Linked DNA regions of Homo sapiens: all the other regions are linked to region 2. Evidence: chromatin contacts called from ENCODE Hi-C or POLR2A ChIA-PET data. All regions are on one chromosome and are shown on one strand. Each heading gives the region's core, a stretch centred on a gene start or an enhancer-like site at or near the end of the contact. The rest is flanking DNA. Distances are from core to core; before and after follow the strand shown.

What was found. Hi-C counts contacts between places; a loop is a spot of excess contacts on that map. ChIA-PET counts read pairs that join two places held with the same protein, here RNA polymerase II (POLR2A). Pooled maps may share reads with other maps.
Region 1: a loop to region 2 is called in a map of CD4-positive, alpha-beta T cell, with 6 times the contacts of the local background. The contact joins the promoter of FUBP3 here to the promoter of NUP214 in region 2. A Hi-C loop is called at or near these places in 1 of 168 maps with a recorded cell type or tissue (CD4-positive, alpha-beta T cell), 3 of 37 single-sample maps with no recorded cell type and 12 of 50 pooled maps. POLR2A ChIA-PET finds 5 or more read pairs at or near these places in 1 of 52 experiments (Panc1).
Region 3: POLR2A ChIA-PET joins it to region 2 with 11 read pairs in HepG2. The contact joins the enhancer-like site here to the promoter of NUP214 in region 2. POLR2A ChIA-PET finds 5 or more read pairs at or near these places in 5 of 52 experiments (HEK293, HepG2, K562 and 2 more).
Region 4: a pooled map shows a loop between it and region 2 (4-fold over the local background). The contact joins the enhancer-like site here to the promoter of NUP214 in region 2. A Hi-C loop is called at or near these places in 6 of 50 pooled maps.

Annotation. Positions count from the first base shown.
Region 1 is chr9:130,578,305-130,581,004 of GRCh38, reverse strand. It overlaps FUBP3 (far upstream element binding protein 3), which reads right to left and starts at 1,428. Exons shown (of 19, transcript NM_003934.2): 1 at 1,241-1,428. The coding sequence starts at 1,324. LOC100272217 (a long non-coding RNA gene) reads left to right here and starts at 1,511. Exons shown (of 1, transcript NR_027440.1): 1 at 1,511-2,700. LOC124902286 (a long non-coding RNA gene) reads right to left here and starts at 1,165. Exons shown (of 2, transcript XR_007061818.1): 1 at 757-1,165; 2 at 1-346. RefSeq lists a silencer at 1,111-1,480.
Region 2 is chr9:131,124,175-131,127,042 of GRCh38, reverse strand. It overlaps NUP214 (nucleoporin 214), which reads right to left and starts at 1,457. Exons shown (of 36, transcript NM_005085.4): 1 at 1,294-1,457. The coding sequence starts at 1,338. It also overlaps the pseudogene RNU6-881P. RefSeq lists an enhancer at 1,259-1,558.
Region 3 is chr9:130,534,477-130,537,411 of GRCh38, reverse strand. No RefSeq gene overlaps it. Among named protein-coding and RNA genes, the nearest start is that of FUBP3, 44 kb to the left of the region's middle. Within about 2 kb of position 1,356, at least 5 of the 41 ENCODE cell types and tissues checked have a DNase peak (open chromatin) inside an H3K27ac peak, as active enhancers do.
Region 4 is chr9:131,655,347-131,658,046 of GRCh38, reverse strand. The region is part of intron 1 of RAPGEF1 (Rap guanine nucleotide exchange factor 1); the gene reads left to right. Among named protein-coding and RNA genes, the nearest start is that of RAPGEF1, 83 kb to the left of the region's middle. RefSeq lists enhancers at 1,017-1,096, 2,264-2,700. Within about 2 kb of position 1,431, at least 29 of the 41 ENCODE cell types and tissues checked have a DNase peak (open chromatin) inside an H3K27ac peak, as active enhancers do.

The DNA.
Region 1 (2,700 bases), core at 179-2,678, 550 kb after region 2:
CGCCAGCAAGCAGAGTGGTGGAAGGGGAGCTGGGTGGCATGTTCATCCATTACAGCCATGGGTGGATCTGAAGTCTAAGTAAGATGGATACTCACTACTGTACTGGTTGGCAGCTAGGCAGTAAAGTAACAATTCATCAGATAAAATTTTAGGTGGAACCACAGGTTTGGAAAGTTCTGGGATCCAATATAATGTCTATAGGAGCATCAATATATAACATGAAAAGTCAGTTATCAGGGAAACAGGTAGGGTTCCCTCCCCTGGAATACTGGAAAGAGATGTAAAGACCATATCTTCAAGCGCCCGAGTGAAGACCTTCTTCTAATACAATGACTCCTGTGGCTTTCTGTTAGGAATCAAGCAGTAATTAGTTATAGCCCAACTTTTAAAGTATCAGTGCGCTTACAATTACATAAGAAGAGAGGAGGACATAAGACACTTAACCGAGGAAGCTGAAGTGTTAGGGCTGACTTGTAAGTAAGTTTTAGATACAAATGAAGAACACGTTCTGTTCTAAGTACCATGCCAGAAGCCAGTAAGTATTTTTGGCAGGTCCCATATTCACTCTCTGGGGAAGCCTGGAGCCTTCTAAAACCCAGTTAATTTAACTTTGATTAAATGCACGACATTGTCAGACAGTAAAGTTTCAATGTCGGAATGAGGCCATATCATTCTCCCCAGTAGAGGCAAGCTTGCCATGAGAAATTTCTACATCTTGGGGACCACCCCCACACATGTAACACCTCCCTCTCTCACCTCTCCAAAGAGCACCCTCACATATAAGATGCCCTCGAGTTCCTTCTACTCAACAGAAAGTCTAAAGACGATGTTCCCCAAGTTTTAACAAGCTACTGGGCGTCAGACAGCTGCTTTATGTCTACACCCAGATCCTCCCCGTGGGCTTCCCGGACCCCTCCCCTCGCGAGGTTCAGAACCCCGCGCTAGCTACACTGTGGGTCCAGGCTGGCCGCTGGGGCACGATGGGGCCAGACGCTCTAAGCAAACCCTTTCCCAGCGACTTCAGGCACCTGGGAGACCCGCCCGACAGGCCGGGCCTGGGCCTCGCAGTGGCGCCTTATCCCCCCGGCTCCTCCCGGCTGTAGGAACTCCACGGAACGGCCCGGCCCGGCTGAGACGTCGGTTCAGGCTGCCTCCCGCCCCCCAGGCCCGAACCCCTCTTCCCCGCCCGCCAGGCCCCGCCTCGGGATCTCGTGCTCCTGCCAGCCGGCTGCGCCCGTACCTGCCGGACCCGGTGCAGGGCATCCACGAAGCCCTCGGCCTTCATCCCCACAGGAGCGCTCTGCCCCTGCACCAGCTCCGCCATTACCGCCCCCGCCGCCGTCGCCGCCGCCGCCGACGCCGCCGACGCCGCCGCTCGGCTCCCCGGTCCGGCCTCCCGCTCCGCTTGGGGACCCGTAGCCGGAAAAGGAAAGTCGCCCTACTTCCGGCGGAAGGGAAAGCCGGGACGCTCGCAGCTGGAGGAGTCGCGTCTGCGGGGCGGGGTCAGGGCACGTGACCTTCGACCGATCGGAAGTGGGGGCGGGACGGCAGCGCCGGGGTGGGCTCAGATCGCCAGGCAGCCGTGGGTCTCCAGGGTCCGGTCGCGACCCTTCCCTTCCCGGGCGGGATTTGGTCCAGGACCGTCGATGGCGTCTTGACAGGTCCCCGAGGCTTGGATGTGGTCCCGAGGTGTCCGCTGTCGGCCGTTTGGAATCTCAGAGGGACTGACGTGGCTCTCCCAAGACGGCACCCCGAACAGTCGTGGTTCATCAAAAGCCTGGTCCTGGGTAGCCCCTCCCTGAAATGGCTGTTGGTTGGGAATTTGGGGGCTGAGCGCTTTGAAAGGGCATTGGGACAGCATCACAGAATGTCAGTGTCCCACATTTGCGAGGAGTCCCGGGCCCCAGTTCTTACACTGCAGTTTGCATGAGGATGGGCCACCGCCACTTCCGCCTGGGGTTGTCTGGTGATGCCCCCAGGAGAGACGCGCCCACTGAAAAGCCAGCGTGGTGTCCTCTTACACGGTCCTTAACAAACTCTGGGACTCTGGGGGTGCAGGAAATACCACAGGACCGTCATTACTCCCATACCGGCTGAGTCACAACTGTATTGCAGGAGGCTTCTTGGAACGCCTATGTAACTTTAATGGAAGTGACCAGGTACAGATCTTCTACAGCAAGGAAGGAATCTTAGTGCTAGAATTCAGTTGAGCCTTTGAGTTGGCTCTTCTTATAAGTGAGCAAACAAGTAACAAGGTTTAGGGGGCGCCCATTTTTGTGTTAGCACGATTGCCCTCGTGTTTAATATTTCCCAAGCCCTATTATGATAAGGAGTTGGACTTAATGAAGAACCATGTTGTCAAACATCTTATGCCCATCTTGAAGTTGTGAAGGAGGATGAGCACCAAGAAAAGGAAATAAATAAAATCCAATACGGGCCGGGTGCGGTAGCTCACGCCTGTAATCTTAGCAGTTTGGGAGGCCAAGGCAGGCAGAACTCTTGAGCCCAGAAATTCAAGACCAGCCTAGGCAGCATAGTGAGACCCCGTCTCTACAAAAAATATAATTAGCTGGGCGTGGTGGCAAACACCTGTAGTCCCAGCTACTTGGGAGGCTGGAGTGGGAGGATCACCTGAGCCCTGGAGGTCAAGGCTGCAGTGAGCTATGATCACGCCACTGCAGTACAGCGTGGGTGACAGAG
Region 2 (2,868 bases), core at 208-2,707:
CATAATAGTCTTCTCTGCATGATCCCAATTTTATATGTGCTGCCAAAGGGAGTGCGAGATTACCATCTTCTAAGTCTGTGGTTCTATTAATAAAACCTTTTTTTCTTCTACCCCAGCATATCTGAGGAATATGACACAACCCCATTAGGTGGCTCACCACAGGTGGTGATTCTCAAAAAATAATCACTATTCTAGGACAGCACGGTAGCTCACGCCTATAATCCCAGCACTTTGGGAGCCAGAGGAGGGCGGATCACGTTAGGTCAGGAGTTCGAGACCAGCCTGGCCAACATCGTGAAACCCAGTCTCTACCAAATGATATAAAAAATTAGTGGGGCGTGGTGGCAGGCGCCTGTAATACCAGCTACTAGGGAGGTTGAAGCAGGAGAATCGCTTGAGCCGGGGAGGTGGAGGTTGCAGGGAGCCGAGATCATGCCACTGCACTCCAGCTTGGGTGACAGAGCAAGACTCTGTCTCAAAAAAAAAAAAAAATCACTATTCTAAACATGGTATTACTATGCCCTAAATGCATTTTAGTGATTTATTGTTCACACAGATGCCTAAAATCTTCCTGCAACTTACTTCTTTTCACTATTTAAAACAGATGTAGCCCGTCTGTTGTACCCTCATTCTGTCAGAACCCATATAAGAACTATTAAACACACCATCCTGAAGTTATCCCTGGGGGACTCCCACGTTGCTATCACTGGGACCACTTGGCCCTCCCTTTAGGTTCCTGACTTTAGGCTGATATACCGAGGTCAAAATAGTCTTCCTAGTCCAATCAACTAAAGGTTCTGCAGGATGGATGACCTTCCCTGACTCTACGTTAGGCAAGCCCGTATCACCTTACAGAAGTACTGGGAGAGCAAAGGTCTTAAATGATGCTGGCTTTCAGCCCCGCGTCAAATGTGACTTTAGGGAAATTACTTTCCGAGCCTCAACTTACTCCTCTACGTTAACGACTACTTCGTAGGGCTGCCGCGATGACTACCACAGTGCCTGGCACACAGTCAACACTCAATAAACAGCAGTTATTGCCACTATTGTGACCGCCCCAGGAAGTAGCTAGGGTAACTCAACAGCCGTGCACGAGACCAGGATGGGACTGGGAAACTGCATTCGGTGGGGCTATCACGCCAGCGGCGCGGCAGACGCGCTGGTGAGAGCTGTGAACGCGGTAAACTGTTCAAGCAGGAGGCGGGACAGCCAGCACCGCGCTTCGCCTTTCAGCTGGGCTCCAAGGCAACGCCAGGACTAAAGAAGGGAGGGAGGCCCCGGTTAGTCTCTGACCTTCATCTCCCGCTCGGGAATCATGGCATCCATCTCGTCTCCCATCGCGCCGCCCTCAGTGTGTCGAAGCAGCCAACGCTGCCTCCCACGGCCTTGCCCACGGAACCCAGGCCGCTCGACAGCAAACTTCCTCCCCTCAGCGCCAGCGGCGCGCAGTTGACCTCGCATTTCCGGCGCGCTTTGGTGACGTCAAGCTTGGTCAGAGGAAGCCGCGGAACCTAGCGAAGCCGCGCGTTCTTCCGGCCGCCGCTCCCCATTGGCCAGCTCGGGCTGAGTAGTGGCGTGGCCGTGAGGTCCCTGCGCCTGCGCCCTGGATGGTCCTGGTGCCGCTCCCGCCTTCGCAGCCAGCGCGGGCTTACCTAGTGTTAAGTCTCTCTTCTTGGGTGGCCCACGCCTAAGCGACCTATGCTTCTTGTTCTTCTGAAATCTTACAGTTCCCCTTAGATGTAGGTTGGCTATTGGTAGCTTCCGATTCAGATAAGTTTGGAACTTGACAGATGTTTTCGGGGGGCTGCTTTAGAGAGAGGCTTTGGACTATGCAAGGGGAGGAAGGGAGGTTCAGAAAAACGGGGTCGGGGGGTCGGCAGGGACGACTCTTAAAGTGTGGAAGGTGGAAGGCTGGGAGGGGAGATTAAAGGGCACCGAAGACCAGCTTTGTTTGCTCCTATCAAGGTGATCCTTTCCAGAGCAAGAGCCATATCCATGTCTAGTCGCACGAGTTTGTGCCAAGTCCTTTGCAAAAACCTTCAGATGTGGGATCTCATGTAATCTTGAAGACATCTTAGTCGTCCTAGGGGTTATTTATTTAATTGATGAGACGCGGGTGGCTCATGCCTATAATCCCAGCACTTGGGAGGCGGAGACAGGAGGATTGCTTGAGACCAGGAGTTTGAGACCAGCCTCGGCAACATGGCGAGACCCCGTCTCTATAAAAAACAAAACAAAACCACAAAAATTAGCCAGCAGTGATGGCATGCGTATGTAGTCTCAGCTACTCGGGAGGCTGAGGTGGGAGAATTGCCTGAGCCCAGGAGGTTGAGGCTACAGGGAGCTGTGATTGCACCATTGCACTCCAGCCTGGGTGACAGAGCCAGGCCCTGTCTCAAAAAGTAAATAAAAGGCCGGGCGCGGTGGCTCACGCCTGTAATCCCAGCACTTTGCGAGGCCGAGGCGGGCGGATCACGAGGTCAGGAGATGGAGACCATCCTGGCTAACACGGTGAAACCCCGACTCTACTAAAAATACAAAAAATTAGCCGGGCGCGGTGGCGGGCACCTGTAGTCCCAGCTACTCGGGAGGCTGAGGCAGGAGAATGGCGTGAACCCGGGAGGCGGAGGTTGCAGTGAGCAGAGACAGCGCCACTGCAGTCTGGCCTGGGCGAAAGAGCGAGACTCCGTCTCAAAAAAAAAAAAAAAAAAAAAGTAAATAAAAATAGGCTGGGAGCAGTGGCTCACGCCTGTAACCACAGTACTTTGGGAGGCCGAGGTGGGTGGAACACCTGAGGTCAGGAGCTCGAGACCAGCCTGGCCAACATGGTGAAACCCCGTCTCTGCTAAAAATACAACAATTAGCCGG
Region 3 (2,935 bases), core at 107-2,606, 590 kb after region 2:
GTGACAGAGGGGACAGGCCATGGAGCTTAACCCCTGCCTCTCCAGTGGGGCCAGCGAGGAAAGGGGCCTGTGGAGCCCGGGCAGGAGCACTGGTTCGGCCGTCTCATCCTTGTCCCTCTGAGGGAGGGTCTGTCGCTTTTGCCATCCAGGCTGGGCTGTTGGAACAGGGTAGGAAGAGTGTCTTTTCTGCTCTTGAACCCTGACCACCAGCTTCTTCTCCATCTAAAACCAGGAAGGGTCTTTAAAAAAGGTACCTGGCTGCTCCCCTCCCTCCATGGCTCCCTATGCCCTCAGGATAAAGCCAAGCTCCTTACCACAGTCTACTGGGTCCTTCTCACCTGGCCCTGGCCACTTCTCTGTCTCCTCCCTTGGGACTCCACTCACGCTGGCCTTCTTTCTGGTCCTCCAATTCAGCTCTGCCTCAGGACTCTTACATATGCTGTTCACTGGCCCCTGCCTGTGCCCACACCCTAGTCTGGTGAGGTTCTTATCTTTCTGATCTCAGCTTAGCTCACCCTAGTTTCCAAGTCTGGGCCAGGGGCTGCCCTGTTATGAGCCCCAGCAACCCTGTCTTGTGCTGACTGGCTCCAAGGACTAACCAGGCACCACCTCACCTTGTGCTAATCATGACAGGCGCTGCTGGTATCTCGTTTTCCTGATGAGGAAACACACTCAGAGAGCCTGAGGCTACAGGTCAAAAGGCAGAGCTGGGATTTGAACCCAGGTCTGTCGGAAGCTCCCAGTGCGTAACAACAGGCAGCCTTTGGGAACTGGAAGAGACCCCAGAAGCCACAGTCCAACCCGCTTATGGGGTGGGTGGGGAAACTGAGGCCCAGAGATGGCCAGTGACTCCCAGGGAGCTGGCAGAGAATCCTGCCCACCTGGCTCCCCAACCCGGCCCCCCAGGCGCGAGTTCCTTGCCTCCCCGCCCTCCACCCAGTGAGCAGAGCTGCGTCTTCTCTCCTTGCAGAGCCTTGCGGTGCAGAGGTACGGGAGGGAGGCAATGGCTGGGCCGGGCACCCTCCCCAGGAGCCAGGCTCTGGCTGGGGGAGTGGAGGGGCCTCCAGCTTCCTTCCCCACCCCTCCCCTAGCCCTGCTGGCAGCTGCTTAGCTCAATTAGCCAACAAGTGGCTGTTTTGTGGAGTTACTGCTGATGTGTTTTAAGTGGCTTTCTGAGTGGGAAATGTTCGGGAGGAGAATCAGGCAGACAAAGGGGCGCGAGTGCATTAGGTTTTATCGCTCTGTTTTGTACACGTCTGACATCACTCTTCAAAGCAAGTTCTGTTCGGCCCTGGGAGAATGATAAAGAGACAAGTGGGAGGGAGTGCAGGCAGGCAGACACGCACGCTCTCTCCCCAGCTCGCTCTCTCCCCTGCTCCCTTGCACGCATGCCATCCATCCCGTCCTCCAAGTGGAGGCATAATGGCCGGAGACGCTGGAGCAAACTGTCCGACAGATGGGGCCTGCCCTGCTCCGGAGGGGAGGCTCGGCTGCAAATAAAGTCTTCAGGTGAAATAGAATAACTGAAGTAGCCAACGATTGTGCGGTGAGAGGGTAATGCGTCTGCCTCTCGCTAATGGCTGCACAGTTGCCAGAGAATGAAACCTCTTCTGATCACGCAGGCGATCCAAGGACAAAAGTCAGCGAGGGAGATGGCAGAGAGAGCGGGGAGGACGGAGCCCCCCAGCTTCATTCCCCACCCCCACCCTCGGGCTGAGGCTTGGACAAAGGGCCCATCCCCGCCTCCAGCTGCTCACTCAGGGCTTCGGCTCCAGGTTTGGTAAAAAGTAATGAGCAGGAAAGTAGCTACCTTTGAGGGGGCACTGGAGAGGATGCTGGGGGTGGGGGGCAGGGGTCCTGGGAGGAGGGAAGACTGGCGTAGGCAATGGTCACGCAGGGTGGATGGCGAGAGATGGTCTGAAGGTACAACGGCTTTCCTTTTGCCTCAATGCAACGCAGTCATCTTCAGGAGCCCCCTTTCTCTCCAGCCCTCGGTTTCTGTTTCCTTAAAAGGAGGAGCTTTGCTTTAACCTGTTGCCCATCTGCTTGTCCGTCCATCCACCCTTCCAAATAGTCATTCGTTTGGTAAGTTTTTGTCTTTTTTTTTTTTTTTTTTTTTTTGAGACAGAGTCTCACTCTGTTGCCCAGGCTGGAATGCAGTGGCATGATCTGGGCTCACTGCGGCCTCACCTCCCAGGTTCAAGTGATTCTCCTGCCTCAGCCTCCTGAGTAGCTGAGATAACAGACATGTGCCACCCCACCCAGCTAAGTTTTGTATTTTTAGTAGAGATAGGGTTTCCCCATGTTAGCTAGGCTGGTCTCAAACTCCTGACCTCAAGTGATCTGTCTGCCTCGGCCTCTCAAAGTGCTGGGATTACAGGTGTGAGCCACCACACCCTGCCATAAGTATTTTATTTATACATTTATTTACTTATTCTGGTGATTCATGAATTGGGCAGCCCCCAGACCAGAATAGGTTGAGAGAGACTCCCAGTATTTTTTGTAAAAAGGTTAAAAATATTTGTTTTTTGCTGTGCATGCACTTCCGGGCACTGAAGTTGACACACACTTTCCTGCTTCCCTTTCTTCGTTCATGGTGAGCTCTCCCCCCTGGAAACCTCCATTCTTCCATCTTCACTTAGTGAAATTGTATCCACTTTCAAAGCCCATTCTGCGTGCTAGCTCCTGGGCGCCACTTGTTCAGATGTACTCATCTCTGTCTGAGTTATATATCATTTGATTTAATAAGTATCTTTTGAGCATCAGTTATGGGTTAGGTCTTCTGCTAGGGGCTGAGAATACTGAGGTGAACGAGAAGCTCCCAGGTTAGCACGGGGGATAGACAGTGAATGAAAAATCCCAGAAATCATCATTCATTACAGCCTTGACACTGCTCTGAGGGGAAGTCACACAAGCCTGTAACAGGCCTCACGCT
Region 4 (2,700 bases), core at 182-2,681, 530 kb before region 2:
AGGAGAGCAGATAAATAAAGCTGGGATTATGGAATCTACGGAATTTCTCAGCATTGAAAACGAAATCACTGATACACCCCAGCATGCCTGAGTGTCAGGCCTGCTATTGAGTAAAAAACAAGAGCGTGAGAATCTTTACAATATGCCATCACTTAGGTAACGTTCACAAACTTATAAGTTAAACTGTATATGTCGATATAAACTATCCTGAAAAGTAAGGGATGATAAGTCTGAAAGTCAGAGTCGGGCTGCCTGTAGGGAAGAGATGTGGCTGTAGAGGAGCACATGGCAGCACCAGTGGAATCCATCCGCTTCTCGAGCTGCACCATCCAGTGTGCCAGTCACCAGCCCCAGGGGCTGTTTACACAGTTAACTCACAGTTCAGTGCCTCAGCCACAGCAGCCACAATCAGGCCTCAGTAGCCACTAGTGCCTGTCGTGTTAGACAGTTCAGGTACCGGCCGCCTCCATCGCTGCAGAAGGTTCTGTTTGCTAGGCCAGATGGTGGGTGCCTGGATTTGATTCATTCTCTATAACTTGTACATATATATATTTGTATGAAATCTTTAAATTTTTTGTTTTAACTTCAATTCTAGAAAATTACTAAAGAGACGCATATACAAATTCTACAGTGTAACTTCCTAAGTGTGAAAAGCAGGGGAATAGCAAGAGAGCAGTTGGTGGCACTGCCTGCGACGCAGCAGTCATGTGGGAACACTCCCTTCACGTCGCCCTCCATCCCAGATGATTGACGTGCATGAGAAAGGGGCAGGGAGAGTGCATCTGTCTGTCTGTCTGTCTGTCTGCCTGCCTGTCTGGAGCCGTTGGCGAGATTGCCCTAACAGCAGTGTTCATGTGAGGGCACCTGTCGTTTCCTCCCCACCCTGCTATCGCAAAGCATTATAGTACCTCCTCAGCACTCAAAGGCATAGTGTGAATGACCTTGAGAATCACCTGAAGCCTGTGCTGCTAACCCAAGGTTTCAAGAAGGATGTGACAAACATACTGTCCTAGTTAGTGCTGTCCTCGATTTCCAGCGTTGAGAAGGTTGGTTGTCATTTGAAAGAATCTCTTCTCTCTGCCTGATTTATGGCTTCTTGTGCTAGAGCTGGCTGTGCTGAGGTGGATACCCTGAGGAGGGAGATTTATTGGTAGGCATTGCACTGTCTTTAGGTGCTGACATGTTTTCCCAGCCTTGCCCAAGGCAGACAAGAATTGTGAGTGCAATAATAAACCTCTTGAGTTCCATCAACAGCTCATAGGCAGAAGTGCCCTTAGTTGGTCCCTGCCCTTGCATGAACCTGAGAGGGTTTTTTGGTGATCGACCTCTACACCTCACTTGTCTACCCCAGTTCCGCCGTGGTCATGACGGCGCAGTTGTGAATCTTGCCAGCTCCTCAGCCCCATGCCTGCCTGAACAGCAACTCAGGGCAGTAGACAGTGGAGAAAGCGGAAGTTGGCTCACCCAGCCTGAAGATCTTTGAGCACCAGAGAACCCACGCATCCTGCCCAGACTTCCCCATTTGTGTCTGCTTTCCCTGCTTCAGTCCTACTCAACAGGATACAAGTCACATGGATTAGGAAACTGCTCTGACAGCCCATCTGACTTGGGAACCTGCCTGGTGAGGGAAGAGGCTGTGTCTTTTAGGGACACTGTGGGGCTGCCATCAGAAGACATGGAGTAGGGACAGCAATAGGATCCGTATGCAGGGAGGCAGGTTAAACCAAAGAGGGAAATAGACTAATAGGCTAAAAGCCAGATTGAGACTTCTGGTTCAGTGCCAAAGGAAGAGAAGAGTGGGCATTTATAAGGTCTCATTTACTTAGAATAGTGAGTTAAATGTTCAGTGTTGCAGAATAACTGGATGAAGATCTGGAAGCAGCTGGGAAATAAGAATTCGGTATCTATCGACCTTGCTATGCATCCAAGCTCCTTGTGTTGAGCGGGTGCCGTGTGCCAGGCATTTTGTGAAATACCTTATTGTATTATCCACAGTAAATATCTCATTTAATCTACATCACATCAGCCATCTCAAGAAATATAATGTTATCTCACTCATTTTCCAGACAAAATAAGGGAAAGATTTAGAGAGATGATATCTAAGTATTTGAATGCAAACATTCTGACTCCAGTGCACACCCCCCTTTTAGAAAATTTTTTGGCCGGGCGCGGTGGCTCACACCTGTAATCTCAGCACTTTGGGAGGCCAAGGCAGGTGGATCACGAGGTCAGGAGATCGAGACCATCCTGGCTAACACGGTGACACCCCGTCTCTACTAAAAATACAAAAAAATTAGCCAGGCGTGGTGGCAGTCGCCCAGGCTGGAGTGCAGTGGTGCAATCTTGCACTGCATGCTCTGCCTCCTGGATTCACGCCATTCTCCTGCCTCAGCCTCCCGAGTAGCTGGGACTATAGGCATGTACCACCAGGCCTGGCTAACAGTGCACACCCTCTTAAGCATCACATGAAGGATTAGACTGTTCACATCCATGTTGAAGTATAAAGAAGGAAGTATAAACTGTAAATGGGATCCACCCTGCTTGGGTGAAGAGAGAGAAGAGGCAGGACAGAGGGGAGCGGGAGAAGTCACACCATCCCAGTTCATTTGAATGCGAGGGATGACTGCTGACATATGAGGGCTGGTGTTGAGAGCCTCCTGACCCTGTTGAGCTGTTCCAGGTGAGCTAGCCAGGTGCAGC